2 separate regions of the Homo sapiens genome follow, and region 1 is linked to region 2. Evidence: chromatin contacts called from ENCODE POLR2A ChIA-PET data. All regions are on one chromosome and are shown on one strand. Each heading gives the region's core, a stretch centred on a gene start or an enhancer-like site at or near the end of the contact. The rest is flanking DNA. Distances are from core to core; before and after follow the strand shown.

What was found. ChIA-PET counts read pairs that join two places held with the same protein, here RNA polymerase II (POLR2A).
Region 1: POLR2A ChIA-PET joins it to region 2 with 10 read pairs in activated CD4-positive, alpha-beta T cell. The contact joins two enhancer-like sites. POLR2A ChIA-PET finds 5 or more read pairs at or near these places in 2 of 52 experiments (WTC11 and activated CD4-positive, alpha-beta T cell).

What each region holds. Positions count from the first base shown.
Region 1 is chr15:78,878,883-78,881,582 of GRCh38, forward strand. MORF4L1 (mortality factor 4 like 1) reads left to right here. Exons shown (of 12, transcript NM_006791.4): 3 at 1,630-1,697. Among named protein-coding and RNA genes, the nearest start is that of MORF4L1, 7.3 kb to the left of the region's middle. Within about 2 kb of position 1,434, at least 2 of the 41 ENCODE cell types and tissues checked have a DNase peak (open chromatin) inside an H3K27ac peak, as active enhancers do.
Region 2 is chr15:77,542,156-77,544,867 of GRCh38, forward strand. No RefSeq gene overlaps it. Among named protein-coding and RNA genes, the nearest start is that of LINGO1, 89 kb to the right of the region's middle. RefSeq lists an enhancer at 1-27 and a silencer at 1,531-1,745. Within about 2 kb of position 1,341, at least 21 of the 41 ENCODE cell types and tissues checked have a DNase peak (open chromatin) inside an H3K27ac peak, as active enhancers do.

The sequences.
Region 1 (2,700 bases), core at 184-2,683, 1.3 Mb after region 2:
CCAAAAATGAGCCCGTAAAATACAAAACAGTATAATGTTTAATTTATGTAATTTCTGCATAAATTCTTGGTGAGTAGTTTTATGCTATATGTGTCTGAAAATAGCCTTAAAGTGTCAGACATTTCTGACTAAATATTAGCCATTTTCACTACTTTTTTTTTTCCTGTGTTCTAAATACACAGAAGTGTATTTTTAAAGTTCTAAAGAGCCAAACGCGGTGGCACATGCATGTAGTTTCAGCTACTCAGAAGGCTGAGGCTAGAGGATTGCTTGAGCCCAGGAGTTCAAGGCCAGTTTGGGCAACCAAGCGAGACTCTCTCTCTCTTTATTTTTATGCTCCCCGCCCCGCCCCGCCCCCCAAGACAGTATTGCTCTGTCGCCCAGGCTGGAGTGCAGTGGTGCGATCTTGGCTCACTGTGACGTCCCCCTCCCGGGTTGAAGCAATTCTCCTGCCTCAGCCTCCCGAGTAGCTGGGATTACAGGCACCAGCCACCACACCTGGCTAATTTTTGTAGTTTTAGTAGAGACGGGGTTTCACCATGTTGACCAGGCTGGTCTTGAACTCCTGACCTCGTGATCCACCTGCCTCGGCCTCCCAAAGTGTTGGGATTAGAGGTGTGAGCCATTGCCCCTTGGGAGACTGTCTCTTAAAAAAGAAATCCTAAAATGACTGAATTTGGATGTATGGAGATGGTCAGGAATTTCTAAGTATATGTATACGTACATACATCTTAATGATATAATGTTTGTAAGTGCTAAATTACGACTCATGGCCAGGGGCTGTGACGTACAAGCCTGTAATCCCAGGGCTTTGGGGAGCCAAAGCAGGAGGATCACTTGAGGTCAGGAGTTTGAGATCAGTCTGGGCAAGATAGCAAGACTGTCTCTACCAAAAAAAAAAAAAAAAATTATGTCCTGTTAATCGTTTTTATCCCTGAATGTTGTTATTGTTGTATCAACGTTTGGCAAACTCTACTAAACTGGCTGATTTTTCTCCTGGCACCTGACACTCTGGTGAACAATTTTCGAATTGAAGCTATTGAAACAAATTAAACTGTTGTGGTTATTTTGGTTTTCTCTTAAAGACTTTTAAATCCAAAACCAGATAGTCATCACTTGTCATAGTTAATGACTTGCCTCTAGTAATTCCTTTTGTCTGGCTGCTTTTAAGAAAAGTGAAATATTTTTAATTCATTGCTTTACAAGTTGTTTAAACTAACTTTTCAGAAACAGGTCCATTTACTGCCTTTCATAAGCTAATGAAGTTTTTTTATAATATAGTTTAAAGACTTTGCTTTAGAGGAATTTGCTTTTGAAATAAATATAGCTCCTGGCTGATTAGACTGAGAAGACACAAGCATAGCTTTCATTAGCTGTCCTTGGATAGCTTTTGTAATCCATTGATTAAAGATTTAAGGTGACCTTTTATGCTTGTGGTTCTCAGCTTTGTTGGACCTTTTGTGACTAATCTTCAGTTTTGTAACTTGAGTATTCTACAAGCTTAGTGTTCTTAGTCATTCTGTTTAGGCCACCATAAAGCTTGTGTAGAGTGTCTTTGAAGGATGATTTGAAAAGGTAGTGTCTTTAAAAAATTTCTAAGTGAATTATTATTTTTTTTTTGAATTTCAGTGTGTAAAGGTTGCCATAAAGGACAAACAAGTGAAATACTTCATACATTACAGTGGTTGGAATAAAAAGTGAGTATTAGATCTTACAATTCTATTTGTAATTAACAAGATAGCTTGTGTCACTGACTGGCTTAGCAAGCATATGCTTTTCAATTCTGCAGTTTTAATGTAATATAGTACATATTGAAGCAAAGGTGAATCATTTGTAGTATGACAAAACTATTAGAAATTAGGGTACTGAGCCATTTTAATTTAAATATACTTGGATCTTGGGAATATTTGTTATGTTCTAGTGTAATATCTATTAGTCATATAGTCAATCAATTATTCTGGTTGAATGTGGCAATCACATTTTTCTGTTTTTTTTTTTTTCCTGGTTTTGGTACATTTTTAGGATGGCCTGAATTATTTGGCCTTACCACAAACATGTTGATTATATATGTTATTTCAAGCAGCTGTGCTAAAAAAAACTAGTTGGGTTTTCTGTCTAGAAAAGGGGAAAGGATAAAGGTTGCTTGATTGGGAAATAAAGACAGAATTTACCAGTCCATATTCTGAACTTTGGAAACATTATTTAGTGTTGACCGAAAATGACTTCATGTGACTCACTTTTTAGCATGGTTTAACACAGAAACATTCAATTATAGAGTCTTAATTTCTCACCCCTAAGAGTTAAGCCTTTTTTTTTTTTTTTTTTTGAGAGATGGAGTTTTGCTTTCGTTGCCCAGGCTGGAGTGTGCAATGGTGTGAGCTCGGCTCACTGCAACCTCCGCCTCAGGGGTTCAGGTGATTCTCCTGCCTCAGCCTCCTGAGTAGCTGGGATTACAGGCACCTGTCACCATGCCCAGCTAATTTTTTGTATTTTTAGTAGAGACGGAGTTTCACCACATTGGCCAGGCTGTCTTGAACTCTTGACCTCAGGTGATCCACCCGCCTCGGCCTCCCAAAGTGCTGGGATTACAGGTGTGAGCCACTGCCCGGCCTTTTTGTGTGTGTGTGTGTGTATGTAAAGTACCGATGTTATTGATCTTGTTCTAGGAATGGACAGTGGGTATAGATTGAACACATTCTA
Region 2 (2,712 bases), core at 91-2,590:
AAGACTCTGAGGCAGGGCTCTCAGGGTACCCCAGGCAAAGAGCCAGGGACTGTAGAGAGACAAGAGACAGCAGCTGAAGAAAATTTCTCCCCATTAGAGCTGTTTGAGGTGGTGAGCTCCCCAAAGCCAAAGGCATGCAAGGAGAGGCCTTTCCAGTGATGATGGTGCTGGCACTGGCATGGCACAGGGCAGTGAGGGGCTGTCTTGGAAGGAAGGTCGATGTGGGCTCGGCCTATGTCTATCCTGGCTGTCTCCTTTTCCCCAACCCCTGAATTCCCAGAACCTTTAGGAACACTTGCTCCCCAACCCCTGCCCTCCCAAGGACTCGTCATTTTTCATCTGGGCTCTAGAGAGGAGGACAGCACTAAGAGGTGGTCCCGGGTCCAGCGACATCAAGCACCATAGGGCAGGTCCAACGCCCAGCACAGCTGTTTAGAGTGGACAGAAACGGGCTCAGCAGGGCAGGCCACATGAACCCTAGCCGCCCTCACGCATCCCTTCCAGAGCCTCCGCTCACACTCCTGGATCCCCCTCCATATCCTAGGCTCCTGTCACCTTCCTGCTCTCCTGCAGGGCCTGTGGGCCAGCCATGCCCAATTCACGACTCATTCAACCGACTCCCACTCCTTCGTGCCCTGCACCAGTTCCTCCCTGTCAGGAATACACTTCTCCACCTTTCATTCTGAGTCAGCTCAGAGGCCCCCTCCTTCAGGAGGCTTCCCTGGACTGCCTGGGCTGTGCCCACTGCCCCGCGGGGCTCCCCACCCCGGGCTTGCCTCCTAGAGCTCTCTCACCCACGGCCTGGTCACCATCTGCACACGGTTTTCCCGAGTGCATCATAAGGACCTTGAGGCAGTGACTCTGTGCCCCACATTTGCTAACAAATACTAATGAGAACATCAGCACAGCCCTGCCTCTCTCTGGGCCTCAGTTTCCCCCATCTGAGGCCCCATGTCTGGGCCTTGGCTTCCCCCAGGATCCCCTTTTGGCTGAGAAGGGTGGCCACGCCCGGGCTGTCAGAACAAGACAGAGGCCAGTCCGGGCAGCTCTGCCCTCCTCATCTCCGGGGGCGTCCCCTCCAGGTTTCAGGAATGAGCCTCAGGAACTGGGGTGTGGGGGCCCGGACGGGGAGGTCCTGGCACTCCCCGAAGCTTTGGTTCTCGTCTGCCAAATGAGGACACTTATCGGGGCTACCCACCCCTCCGGCTGCCGTGAGGCCTTGGAGATGGCAGCCAGACCGGACTTTCCCATCGGATCCGCCAGAACCCAGGCTTCCCAAGGCAGCAGCTCCCGCGCAGCCGCCGCCCGCTTCTGGCAAGCCCAGCCCACGGGCTCAGGGGTCCCTGGGGCTCTGCTGCCCTCCAGTGGCCGGAGGCCCCTGGGCACTTAGAACCCGTGAGCTCCGGATTAATTCCATGGGCTTCCGTCTCCACCTAGGACGGACAGAAATGGTAGCAGGGACTTGTTGAGGTCACTCAGCAAGCCAGGCGCGGTACATGGACCAGGACCTGGGGCTCCAGGGCCCCAGCACTTCCATGCCCAGGGAGGGCTTGTCCTCTCGCAGGAGACCAGCCAGGAGAGGGAGCTGTTCCCCACCTGCCCACGTGTCTCACCTGGGACACCCTCTGTGCTGTAGCCCTTCCCTGCTGGCCACTCTCAATGCTGGCCTAGACTGCCCCCCGCCCGGAGAAGTGTTTCTAGTGCCTGCCCAGGGGTCATCCCCAATACGTGGGCCAATGTTGGGGGCTTGGAGGGGTGGCTTAACCCCTTTCCTCCTTGATTAATCAAATACTTAAAATAATGGCTGAGGTCATGATTGATGGACAGAGCATAGCTAATTACCCTGGAGATTAAAACGACTGTTTCTGTTTAAAAAGGCTGCAAATGAGTTAATTATTTCCTTTGCTCACCTCTCTAACCTCGTTACACTTCTAAATGAATAGCAATATTGATCTTGGAACTGATTTTGGTGTTACACCGCCCGAGCGGGTTTAATTAGGGTTTGAAAATGCTGCAGTGCCTCCTCCTTCTGACCGAGGAAATTAGACTTGGGTTTTACTTACATTTCACAGCCGTGTCCTCCACACAGATAGAAGGGCTGGAACATGGCGCAGTGGTGCCTGTCATCCCCTGCCCTGCCCTGCCCTGGCTCCCAGCTCCACTCCCATCCAGAGCAGCACAGACTGACCCTTGCTTCTCACCTCTCAGGAAGACGTGGCAGGAAGGCCAGTGGGGTCAGCTTGTTTAGCCTTGTCTGGTCACAGATTGGGCTCGGAGGCTCGGATATGATAGGACAGAGCCTAGCATCACTTGACGAGGTGGGGGCAGGCCTAGGACCTGAACTATCACAGACTCCCAACTCTGGACCTTGACGGCTCCCTGACTGAGTTAATATTTCCTCTCTGTCCCTCCTCACTTCTCCAGATGCCTACGGAGCCTCCTGGTGCTCTACCCCACCTCCAGCTCCCTCCTGCCTCTCCTCTCCTTCTTAGAGCTCCATGAAGAAAGGCCCCAGCTCGATGAAGGTGGGGAATGAGAGGGGGAGCAGGGCCCAGGATACCAGCACCCCTGCCCTGGATCTGCAGCTGACATCTAGGTGACCATGCCCTGTATCTGGGCCTCCCTACTCTGAATCTGACAGTCTGTCTATATCACTCCCTCCCACCTCCCCCAGCCAGAATTTTCAAGAGCAAGTAGCATCTCTGGGAGCCA